Linked DNA regions of Mus musculus: region 1 is linked to region 2. The links are chromatin contacts, found by Hi-C or POLR2A ChIA-PET in ENCODE. All regions are on one chromosome and are shown on one strand. The core of a region is the stretch at or near the end of the contact, and the rest is flanking DNA. Distances in the headings are between cores, read along the strand shown.

The links. A loop is a pair of places that touch in the nucleus more often than their neighbours do. ChIA-PET counts read pairs that join two places held with the same protein, here RNA polymerase II (POLR2A).
Region 1: a map of regulatory T cell shows a loop between it and region 2 (5-fold over the local background). The contact joins the enhancer-like site here to the promoter of Mrpl18 in region 2. A Hi-C loop is called at or near these places in 1 of 37 maps with a recorded cell type or tissue (regulatory T cell). POLR2A ChIA-PET finds 5 or more read pairs at or near these places in 1 of 5 experiments (embryonic stem cell).

Annotation. Positions count from the first base shown.
Region 1 is chr17:13,679,274-13,685,753 of GRCm38, forward strand. No RefSeq gene overlaps it. Among named protein-coding and RNA genes, the nearest start is that of Gm24867, 7.1 kb to the left of the region's middle. Within about 2 kb of position 3,573, at least 2 of the 3 ENCODE cell types and tissues checked have a DNase peak (open chromatin) inside an H3K27ac peak, as active enhancers do.
Region 2 is chr17:12,911,252-12,917,569 of GRCm38, forward strand. It overlaps Mrpl18 (mitochondrial ribosomal protein L18), which reads right to left and starts at 4,840. Exons shown (of 4, transcript NM_026310.3): 1 at 4,696-4,840; 2 at 4,387-4,573; 3 at 2,519-2,750; 4 at 104-498. The coding sequence starts at 4,747. The coding sequence ends at 427. It overlaps Tcp1 (t-complex protein 1), which reads left to right and starts at 5,078. Exons shown (of 12, transcript NM_013686.4): 1 at 5,078-5,378. The coding sequence starts at 5,315.

The DNA of each region.
Region 1 (6,480 bases), core at 2,323-4,822, 770 kb after region 2:
CATTTTAATTGGTTAGAAGAAATAATACTTTTTAGAGTGTCCACACTACCCAGTGCAATACCACCACTATATTCAATGCATTTTCTATCAAATTTCAAATAATATTTTTATGGATATAATAAAGTCCTAAAATTCATAGGGAAACTTTAAAAAAAAAAGAAAAAAAACTCAATAGTAAAGCGCTCTTAACCCAAAAAAGTAAAATTGGATAGCACTATTGGACTAAGGATATATTACAAAATTATAATAATTCAAATAGTTTGATAGTGACGTTAAGACAGACAGCTCAAACAATAAAACAGAACAGAATCCCACATAAACTAAATACACAGGGTCATTAGCTTTTTTTAAAAAAATTACCCTTTTCCCATCTTCAGTTGTCGATAGATAGATAGATAGATAGATAGATAGATAGATAGATAGATGGATAGATGTATCCATTCTCCTTTCTCTCCCTTGAGAAAAGTCAAGGAAGAAAGGGTGGGAAAGTCAGAGTGAGGAATCAGGGCTTCAGAGAAGACCCCCCCCCCCCCAGCTTAGCAGACATCACGAAGAACTGCATTGTGGGAAAGTGTCCACAGCTGCTAGCAACCACAGTCTCCTTGGCAGGGGTGGAGAGCTGTGAGCAGAGAACAGAGGCAGACCCAGGCAGAGGCTGCTTTTCCCAAACCTTGGCTGCCAGGAATGACCACAGACCACATGCTGTGTGAACACTGCGTACGGGCTGTCCTTGTGGGCTAGGTGAAGCGCGTGGGGCTGGCATGTTCTTCCTTCCCAGTCACTGGAGCATAGTCCTCCATGCCTCTCAAGGAACAAAGAGCCCCCGAAGTGCAGAGCTCACCTGGGCTCATCACTGGGTTGCAGACGGACGGTCCGTTTCAGCTGCTCTTTCAGCCTCAGTAGTGCCTGATCTGGTGGTATACAGCCACAGCCAAACAGACAAAGCAAGATCATGTGCCTCTCAGAGTCATCCCTTAACCCCAGAGAAAGGCTACTAGGAGACCGTCCGTAGGCTGGAGAAGAGCCCACAAAGCTATCTCTCCGCTCTTAGCCTCCTTTCACCTTACCCAAGGTCACACTCGTCCCTGAACCATGTGAAAGACCAGGCATGGCCACACATGCACCTGTAAAGACAGCCCTGTGGAAGGCGGAGACAGGAGAGTCCCTGGGGCTTGCAGGCTACTCCCTCACTTCTGTGTTCAGTCAGAGAATCAGACAGAAAGTGATAGAGCCAGACACTTGATAGCCTCTTTGTGTGTGTGATGCACCCACCCACATACATACAAAAGGAGATGTCTGAAACAAGGGAGACAAGTAGTATCGTTAAGAAAACTTTACTAGAGAGACACACATGGGGTGTGACTCATCTCATGCTGCTGTGATCTGTGTAGACAGAGGGCCGCACACAAATGGCACTCCTTGCCAGAAGGGGTCTCTGGACCAAACACAGTCAGGCTCTGGAAATTATGGAAGCTTTTGGTTTTTCTGATCCCCCCTCCCCCATTCCCTATTGTTTGGGGCTTTCGTTTTTAGCTTGTACTTCCTTCACAGACATGAGGAAAAGCAATAGCGTTTTAACGTAAAGTTGTCTTTAAATGAGTTTTTAAATTGCTATTGTTCCTTGTAATAAAGCTACCTCTCCAATACTGGCCTCTTTATCTACTCAGTCCCCATTTTCAGAGTTATTACACAATTAACACAATTCTTCTCTCCTTTCCTCCTCTCCCTCCCCTATCCACCCCACCCCCCAAAGTATGGACTATGGAAGACACTTTGGCAAAGGAGTCTTTTCGTTTTGGTTTCTCTCTCCAAGGCACTTGTCTATGAATCATTCTTACTATGGCAGCAAACACTGATGAAACCATTTAAGTAGCTTCTCTGCAACCTTTGTGACCTGCACACCACATCCAGGACTTTGAAAGTCATGTGCTTAAATGAACGACACCAGAGAGCTCACTGGAGGCTTCAGCTGAGATGGAGGCTCTGGGAACACTGGCAGCCCATGCCTCAGCAGGCAGTGTTGCTGGCATCGGTCCCCAAATGGCTGGCTTTGTCCCCCTCTCTACAAATCCATCTGCTTCGAGAGAAGCATCTGCTCCAAGCAGCAGCCCTGAAGCCTCACCCATCAGGCGGGGCGGGGGCTCCATCTCTATTTCTAGCAGAAAAAGCCTTTGACTTTTCTTCTATCCTGAGAAATGAGCTAGCCATTGAGGCCAGAAAATTCTTTTTTAAATTTATTTTTAGCCGGGCAGTGGTGGCGCATGCCTTTAATCCCAGCACTCGGGAGACAGAGGCAGGCAGATTTCTGAGTTCGAGGCCAGCCTGGTCTACAAAGTGAGTTCCCGGACAGCCAGGGTTACACAGAGAAACCCTGTCTCAAAAAACCAAAAAAAAAAAAAAATTTTTAATTTCACACACACACACACACACACACACACACACACACACACACGAGAGAGAGAGAGAGAGAGAGAGAGAGAGAGAGAGAGAACGAGAGAGCAGTGCATATGGGGTAGGCGTATATGCACATGGGTATGCAGGTACCCTTGGAGTCCATAAGAGGGCGCTGGAGTTACAGGCAGTGGTGAACTGCCGGATAGGGTTGCTTAGAACTGTACTGGGGCTAAGCTGTATCTCCAGGTCCCAGACTGTTTAAACGGCTCAGTCAGCAAAGCCCTTGCCTCACCAGCTTGAAAGCCTGACTTTGGACCCCCAACACCTCTGTAAACATTTGGGTTCTGCACTGCATGTCTGCAAATCCAGTGCTGGGAAGGGAGAGTCAGGATTCCCAGAGCTTGCTGCCCTTCAGTCCTAGCAGCTTAATTAGTAAGCCCAAGGCTCAATGTTAGCACTGACTTTAAAAATCAGGTGGAGAGCATGAGGGGGAAAGACATATGGCCCCTGCAGTGATATGCAGAATTACTGTGTACACATGAACATATACGTGCACACATACACTACAATAGAACAATTTGTTCTTAGTCAGGTTTGAGCCTAAATGCCTGCATGTTTCTCCCATCTCCTAACTCTGACAGGTGGGTCAAGCTCTCTACAGGTTGTCAGGGCCCAGAGCCTTCTCAGGATCCTTGGTCTACATCAGCCTGTGACTGTGCCCATCTCAGGTAACTCTGGGAGAAAGCGACTCTCTCACAAGTCTCAGCTGCCAGGCAACCATGATTTAATCTGAGGCTGACCACAAAACCACAAGAGAATTGAGATGTGGGAAGATGAGGAGGCTGCCTGGGTCATGTGGCCAAATACGCTCGTTGAGATCTGCACACACTGTCCTCTCCGGTAAATGGCTTGCTGTTCAGCCCCAACAGTCCCCAAGCCACTCCAGAGAATAAGTCACCTTGGGGCAGAAGGCGGGTGAAACACACCTTCAGACTCTGCACATTCCATGGCCTATGAGCCACCAGCCAGATACTCCCTGATGTCTGCCAGGAATGTCTCCAGTGCCTCCAGGCAGGGATGTGGAAAGAGGCCCCTGGCAAAGCCACAGGGCAGAGGAAGGAGGAAGCTTATGAACTGAAGGGAGCAGGCGTGAGCATGTGGAAGTGAGTGGAGAGGTCTGCTGGAGAACCCGTAGGGTTATATGAGTATTAGCAAGAGCTTGACATGCCTTGCGGAAAACCCAGCACTGTGGCTGAGACAGTCACTCCCCATCCTGTCCCCACACTCAGCGCCCACAGCAACCAGAATCCTCTGCTGCTCTGAGGCTAAAGAAGCCTGCTGGGACCTGGCCTAAGATAGCCACACTCAGGAGTCTGTGTGCCCTGCATGCAGGAGTGTTGCCTGAACACAAGTCCTTTCTGTCCCGCCCTTGGTACAAGGGCTCCCAGGAGAGTCTAAGCCCCTCACCCCCGCTTCCAGACTGCCCTCCTCCCCACTCTCTCTACCTTACCTTGGATCACAGTCCAGCCCATACTCTGTCCTTGAGATATGTTGGGTTCCAAACACAGCTACTGGGCTCTGCACTTTACCCCGAATCTCTAAGTCCTAGCCCTGAAAGACTGTGGAGGCTCTGAACCCTGGTGCCATCTCCTTCCCCACACAGCCAGCTCAGCCCCCGGGTCTTTCCTGTACCTCAGAGGCTAAAGAACCTCCAGTAGGTCTCCCTGTGGCTCTCTCTCTCTCTCTCTTTTTTTTTTCCTTCTCCAACTGAAGACAGAGGAGGATGTAAGAATCTGCCTCAATGCTAACCGGGGACCACCTCGCTCCACCGACAAAAGCAGTTTTGTTCAGAGTTTTATCTGTTCCCCCTGGGATCTTTTTTCTAGGTTGCAGGGGTGGATCTGATTGGTCTCACCACAATGGTGAGAACATCAGACACCAGACACTATGGGGATTGGTTAATTATGGCAGGCCAGCCCACCCCAGGGTGGGGCTGCCTAGACTGCTTACAAGTTGTCTCCTTTCAGGGCCTCTGCCCTGGGAGGGGGAAGAGTTCGAGCCAATCCTCTGACCGCAGAGGGTCAAATCCCTTGACTGGGAGCTGGGTCCACCTCAAAGGCTGGCGCAACCAAGGACCCCACCCTGTATCTGCTTAGAAGTGAAGGCAGGGTCAGACTAAAGCTCCCACTGGGGCAGCCTGGGGAAGAACAGACCGCCTACCCAAGCAGCCCGCCAGGTGCCTTTGTTAAGAGTTGATTCATCCGGAGGGCTGGCCACGCCCGCCCTGGGCTTCCTTTTTCCTGGAGCGTGAGGTGATCCACTTCCTCTTTAGTTTAAAGCCGGCCTGAGTCAGAGTTTCTGCCTCTCTAGCTGGGAGCACCGCCCATTTCCTCCTATTCAGCACAGACCTAAAACCACACAGTCCAGTGTGATGCAGCCAGACCGAGCCTAGGATCAGCAACCTTGCAGGCCAGAGGGCCACATCTTGAAGGGACAGAGCACCAGAGGGCATCTTAAAGTTCTGATCGGAATATTCTGCTTGCAGATCATTGGTGCAGGGAAATGCTGTGTTTTAGGCCTGTTGCATTTTGAGTCTGTGATTATGTGCCTCCCTAACACTGAGATTAGGGGGTTGAAAAAAGGGGTATCTCAAAATACACCCCGTCTACCCTTCAAATAGCCTATCCAGATAGGCCAAAAAGTAAAGTCAAAACTTTAACGTTTAGAAAAAACACACTCACACACTCACACGCTTGCACAGAGAGAAAGAGAAACAAGCAAGATGACCTCTGACCCTGACCCTTCAGGCTGCCCATGAGGTCGCAGCACTAACATGAGTTGAAAGTTGCAATCCTCAAATCTCAAATTCATCCGGTCTCATTGTAAGTAAAGACGGGCTTGTGCGTTTAAACTTATATTCTCACTCTTTGGTCATCAAGCCTTAGTTCAAAGCAATTGTGTTAAATACAGAATTTATGAAAGATGTACTTCTTTTAGGAAAGGTTTGCTCTGGCATGTGAAAGTCCAAGGATAAAGATGCTGGCCAAGACCACTGGACTCCTTAAAATATGTGAAAGAGTGGGCTTCCAAGTCTAATTATGAGGCTAAGTTTTAGTGAAGCAAAGTAAGAATGTGAGCAAAGCACCCAGGAATCAGAAATGCATAACGGAGCAGGAGCAGGGAGCAGCAACCGAGTCGCATGGCATTTTGGGAGTAACTGTGCAGCTGGAACCTTCCTTCTAGAAACCCAAACTGCTTGGAGAGATGATGGCAAGAGCAGCCGCTTCTCCTGCAGAGGATTGGGTTTGGTTGAGGTCCAGGTTCAGTGAGAGACCATGTCTAAATATAAGGCAGAGTGGCTGCATGTGGTACTGCACACCTTTGATCCCAGCACTTAGGAAACAGAGGCAGGTGGATCTCTTATGAGCTTGAAGCTAAGATGGTCTACATAGTTCCTGGTTATCTAGAGCTACACAGTGTGACCTTGACTCAAAACAAACAAGTCAGAGAGGAATTGAAGCTACTTACCATGGGCCTCTGGCCTCAACTCACACAAGTATGCACGTGTACAAAGAAAGACACACAAAGTATCAATACACAGAAAATAATAATCTCAGTGTCATAATTAGCTTAAACTGTCACCTTGACATGCTAAGGACCACCAATCAAGGAATTGCCCTTATCAGATTAACCTATAGGCATATCTGGGAGGTATTTTCTTGACTGCTAATTGATATAGGAGCAGCCAGCCCACTGTGGGTGGTACCATCCCTAGGCATGTAGGCCTGGGCTATATAAGAAGTATAGTTTAGAAGCAAGCCAGTAAGCAGCACTCCTCAATGGTCTCTGCCTGAGTGCTTGCCTCCAGGTTCCTGTCTTGAGCTCCTCTTGATGGGAGAATACAATCCTTTCATCTGCATGGGTCATCTTTATCACAGTAACAAAAAAGCAAAGTAGGACAGTCATTAGTTCCCTACTGTTCCTGCCAGCATTCATGGAGCATATGATACCAAGGTCTTGTCCACAGTGAATGACAGTCAAGGCCCCGCCCACAGCACTAGTCCTCCCTCCCTTTCCCTCATTACA
Region 2 (6,318 bases), core at 3,590-6,089:
TAGCCAGGAACCGTCCCTGCCGGCCAGTGCTTCACAGAACTCCACTCGTGCCCTGTAGCCACCGGGTGTTTACAGAGCACAACACAGTAAGGGTTCACAGTTTGTTATAAACACTTTAATTTGTTCTTTGAATAGTGACTACTTTCCTTAAATACATCTCATGTCCAAGAATGAGGACACCTTAAGCCCTTGATTAAAACAATGAAATCACACAAGCACACACAGAAGTGGAAAGAAGCTAACTTTAAATAAGTTTTCAGTCACATTATTGCTCTGAAGCTTTCAGTCTGGTTCTCCTTCCAAATGCTTCTTCCTTCCTTCTTTTCTTCCTTCCTTCCTTTCTTCCTTTTAATGCAGATGCTTTCCTTTGGTGGCTGTAGATGGTAGTTTTATATTACACTGCCAACAACAGTTAACACTTCTATTTCATTCATAGATTCTTCGAGGCTCCCGAAGCATCACGCCACTTTCTGTCATGGCATTTTGTAAACGTTTTATCTAGTTTGGAGATCGAGAAGAGAAAAAAAAAGGAAACACTGTCAGCCTCCAAAAAAACCTGAAAATCGGTTTGTTTTCCAAGAGACAAAGAAACCACTGACCTCCCAGGGTACATATGTGTTTCTCTGACTGATCTTAAGAACATAGATGCTGGGGTAAAGGTGCAGAAACTGGGGAAGTAGCCAACTAATGGCTGGTCCAGCAGGAGACCCCTGCCATGAGAGGAAGCCTACCCCTGACACTGCCTGGAGGGCCAGAAACCAGAGGCTGGACCAAGACCTAGGATGGAACCAACCATGTCTGACCAAAGAAAAAAAAAGTCAATGAAATGATTCCTAATAATATTCTATTGTATGCAGACAAGAGCCTAGCATAGTTGTCATCAGAGGCTTCATCCAACAACTGATGGAAGCAGATGCAGAGACCCACAGCCAAACATTAGGCAGATTGTGGAGAATCCTGAAGAAGAAGGGGTGGGAGGGAGGATTGTAGGGACCAGAGAAATAAAGGAACCAAGCAAACCCATAGAATCAACAGGGCCCACAGGGACTCACAGAGACCGAACCATCAGGGAGCCTGCGTGGAACTGATCTAGGCCCCCTTCTTTATGTTCTGCTTGTATAGCTTGGTCTTCGTATGGGACTCCTAACAGTGGGAAGGGGGCTGTCTCTCTTCTGCCTAGTTTTGGTACCCTTTCCTCCTCCTACTGGGCTGCCTTGTCCAGCCTTAGTATGAGGGGAGGTGCTTAGTCTTACTGCAACTTGATATACCATGTTTGGTTGACATCCCTAGGAGGCCTGCCTTCTTCTGAAGAGAAATGGAAAAGGAAGGGGTGGAGGATGTTGGGCTGGGAAGAGGAGGGAGGGGAAACTGCCATCAAGATGTAATATATGATATAAAAATTAATAAAACACATATGAAAAAGGAAATGGAAAGATATCAGGGATCAGCATATTCAACAAGATGCCAGTATATGGGCTGGAGAGATGGCTCAATGGTTAAAAGCACTGACTGCTCGACCAGAGGTCCTGAATTCAATTCCCAGCAGCCATGTGGTAGCCCACAACCATCTGTAATGGGATCTGATGCCCTCTTCTGGTGTGTGTCTGAAGACTGCTGCAGTGTACTCATATAAATAAAAAAATAAAATAAATCTTAAAAAAAAAAAAAAGATGCCAGTATAACAACAGGAAGTGCAGTGCTAACATCCTGGACTAACGGGTCTCAGTCACCCAGCAATACCAACTTGCAATACCGACTGACCTCAGTTTGTACAGAGAATGGGAACACAAACTCCTATGGACTACTGCAAAAACCAAATGTCACAGGATCCAGCCAAGGCCCACCATGTAGAATACCCTCAAGAAAATAATGTAAGCACACCTAACACCAAGAACTAACCAAAACTCTCTGGCGTCTCTGCGTGTTGCTAGAGATTACACACGCAAGGTAGCGGCGCTCTCAGAGCTGTGCCCCCAGCTCTGGACCTTCTGTGTATCATGGATGAAACAGCCTCCAGCATGCATTACCAATGAATAACTTGCAGTTCCTGGCCTTCCCACTTAAAATTCTGAGACAAAGTCTTACTAAGTTATTCAGGCAAGCCTAGAATTTGAGATTCTTCCAAGTCAACCTCTTGACAGCAGGAATTATTGACCCTTGTCACCAAAAACAACTGATCTTGTTCCCCCACCCCCTCTATTTTTAAACAGGATCTCACTATATATCCCCAACTAGATGGAACTTCCTTGGTAGACCAGATTGGTCCTAAACTCAAGAGATCTGCTTCTACCATACCACACCAAATTTTTGTTTCTTTTCTGCTTTCTTTTTTTGTTTCTTGAGACAGGGTTTCTCTGTGTACCCCTGACATTCCTGGAACTCACACTGTAGACCAAGCTGCCCTTGACCATGGAGATCTCTTGCCTCTGAGACCTCCCGAGTGCTGGGATTAAAGGCATGCACCACCATTCCTAGCCGAATGTTTACCTTTTAAGTAAATACATAGAAATACAAGTACCGAGTCTGAGGACGCCTCCCACGGGGTGGGCTGGTAGACCATGAAGTTGATTCCTGCTTCTAAGCACCGCTGTGCCAGCACTCGCCCAATGCTCTCACAAGCCACCACGTTTCTGGTACTATAAAGGTGTTTTTTAATAGCCCATTCTCGAGTGGATGCTGAAACAACAACCTGGCCGTTAAGATGCTCAACAAATGCTTCTACGTGATGCTGAGTCTTTACAACTCGCAACCTAAACGGGGAGAAAAGAGTTATAAAACAATCTATTAACAAAAAGTTGGGCCACTTAAGGTGAATAAACGCCTACGTGTTCTTCAAGAATTTGGTGAGCCCACTGTTAAGACAGTTCAATGGGTAAAGATGCTTCCTACCAAGGCCAACAACCTGCATTCAACCCCCAGGGCTCACAAGGTGGACCATGATCTAAGTATATGCGGTATATGCATGAACCTGTGACTATATGCACATACCAATCAACTGAAAAAAAAAAAAAAAAAACAATAAAAACAAACTGGAATGGGATTTGTTGATGCCCTCTTCTGCTGTGTCTGAAGACAGCGACAGTGTACTTACAACAATAAAAATGTGTAATTACAAAAAAACCAACCAAATAAACAAAAACCAGAAAAATCCCACTGTAACAAAAATAATAACCACCGTAAAAAGATAACCCCTACAATGATAATAATGTAGTTTAAATAGTTGAATTAAGAGCTGGAGAGATGGCTCGGCGGTTAAGAGCACTGACTGCTCTTCTAGAGGTCCTGAGTTCAATTCCCAGCAACCACATGGTGGCTCACAACCATCTGTAATGGGATCCGATGCCCTCTTCTGGTATGTCTGAAAACAGAGACAGTGTATACCCATACACAAAATAAATAAGTCTTAAAAAAAAAAAAAGTTAAATTAAAAAAAAAAAAAAAAAAAAGACATACAGCCGGGCGTGGTGGCGCATGACTTTAATCCCAGCACTCGGGAGGCAGAGGCAGGTGGATTTCTGAGTTTGAGGCCAGCCAAAAAAAAAAAAAAAAAAAAAAGACATACATTTAAAGCATCTAGCATAACTGCTTGTAAATCCAATGCTTTCAGTTAGTAGCCATCTTGGGGCTGGGGAGTGCAGTTCAGAGGTAAAGCACTTGCTTTGTGTGATGAAGGTACTCATCTAAACTGCGTAGTTCTCCCAAAATAAAATTTAACATTTATTTCCATGTGTATGATTATTTTTGGGAATGTATCGCTGTGTGCCAAGGTCAGAAGAGGGTGTCAGATCCCTGGGAACTGGAATTACAGACCATTGTAAGCTGCCTGGGTCCTCAGTGAACTCAGTAAGTGCTTTAAATGAATACAAATTTTAAAATGTATTTCATAAAATGTTTCTATTAATGAACTTTTAACCTTTATTCCCCCCATTAAAAAATCATTAAGGCTCAAACTTTACCCTAATGTGCACGCTAATAACTAATTCTACTTAGCACTCTATTCTGTAACAGCTTACACACACACACCTTTACTTACTGAACAGGTAGGTACACAGGCCTGTCAGTTCCAGACACTCAATCCCAGCCTCCTAGCCTCCTTTGCTAGAATAGCCTTCATGGCAAATGATTTCGCGGCTTCCTGTCCTTTAGATCTCAGCTTTTTGACATGTCACCTTCAGAGAGGCCTCAGGACATAGCCGCTTATTCTCAAATTACCGTTTAAGTTTTCTTCAAGGCAACTAACTAGTTGCTTGCTCCAAGGTCGCTTTCTACCCACATGTCATCTTCCTGACACATCCCGAGGCTTACCTGGCAGGATCAGTCAGGGGATTGGTGAAATTGGTAAGGTGCTAAGCACAGCTTAGTCAGTCACAAGCCGACTTTAATTACCTGTGCCAGAACTCACGGTTAGGCCACACGGTAGCCCAGCCCCGTTCTTTCCGAGCTACCCCTAAGAGCTCCAGATTCCGAGGGTTCCGGTTGGTGAACTCCGGGGCCACCGCTTCGTTTTCCTTACTCTCCACGTCGGGCTGCACGGCCGGCACGGAACTGGTTGAGAGGGCTGCGAACCCACACTCTAGAAAATGAAAAAGATCACATGCATCTTTCACTTTCCCACATCAGGTACAAAATCGCATTTGCAAATGCACACGTACTGTGCACAGAGCGCAGGCAAGGAGGTGGGGCGAGATTAGTTACCCAGTTTCCTGCAAACTGACAGACATTTCCAGAACCGCGGCCGAAGCGCCATGGCTGACGGGACCTGGGCAAAGTCACACAGTGCCCTATCTTCCTTTGCTCAGGGTCGTCTCGGGGAACAACTAGTCGCAGCCATGTTAACTGTGGGTAAAGCTACAAGGGCCGGCAGTACCTCGGTGTCTCAAGGACCCGGAACTAACAAGCTCCCTGGTGCTGAGTGGCCGAGTGAGCGATCGGTATCCCTGGCTCACCAATCACCGCAGACGTTGAGGCGGAGGGCGGGACACGCTAGCCGTGGCCAAGAGCCTGACTTCCGTTTTCCACTTTCGCGCCTTTCTTCTACTGTCTCTAGTTGACCCAGCGTCCCGCAGCCCCCTACTTCCGGCGTTTTCAGTTTTTCGCCCCGCCCAGCCCTCGTCTGTCAATCCCTACCGCTTTCCCGGCAGACCTTGCGGTTGGTGGAGCGTGGAGAGCGCGCAGGGCGTGTTACCCAGCAGGCCCCGCGGCATCGCTCGGGCCTTTCCACGCCGTGGTCCCCGCCGTGGTGGCCGTTAAACGGTCTCAGAGCGGAGCTATCGGTTGTCTGCGGCCGTAGTGAGCTTTGCTTCGTTTCCTGAAGATGGAGGGTCCTTTGTCCGTGTTCGGGGACCGCAGCACTGGGGAGGCGGTCCGCTCCCAGAATGGTAAGGGCGAGAGAATGGTAAGGGTCCAGCTCGCGGCGGCGCAGGCCGAAGCCCAGCCGCAGTCCGTAGGCCGGGGCTGTCCGCCGGGCCCAGTGAAGTTCCTTCAGGAGAAGCCCAGCCATCCCGGATCCGCCCTCACTAGCGGCCGGCTCGGCGCCATTGCGCCCTACCGTGTAAGGGAAGAATGTTCGAGAATGCACACGGTTGGGGGAGGCGTTCAAGATGGGTGTGGGCGTCCGTGCCCCAATACCTAGTAGAGGAGCTCCAGATAGACTTCTCCGCCACTCCCCTCTGCTCCTTTGTTGGGTTCCAAGCCGGTTGGAGCACCTCTGACATAGCCAGAAAAGAGTAGCTTTCACCGGTTCCATTGGCCCTTGAGAAGATGCTCATAGAATCTAGGTGGCTTTTGCGTTGCTTCCCTTCCCTGGTCTGGTTCTTGGATGCCCAGAATCTGCAGGTGACAGCTGCTCCCCCAGTAAAACGTAACGGAATGCAAACTGAACGTTATTAAGCGATACTTTTAGCTGCCTTTATCGTGGTTAACTTTAATACGAGTAAGCACGTGGTTTGCTGTGGTTGAATTTGTTCTTGAAAGCATTCCCTTGCAGGAACCGTGTTCTGTGTTGTGCTTTTTTTTTTTTTTTAAACAACTCTCTTAGAAATTACTACTACTTTATCCTGGTGAACTATCTAATATTCTTACTAAACTTGCCAGAGTCTGAAGAGAAAGGCTGAACTTAAAGGGTTTTTTCCCCCCTAGTGTAGTAGTAAGGAATGAACTTAAGATTGCTTATAATTTGAGGCATTAAAATCTTTGCAATCGGTGATATACCAATACTAAATAGAAAAAAGAATAGTTAACCTTCACTGGTCCTTAAGTAAGTGATTCCCCCCCCCCCCCACACACACACACACACACACACACAGGGTTTCACTGTAT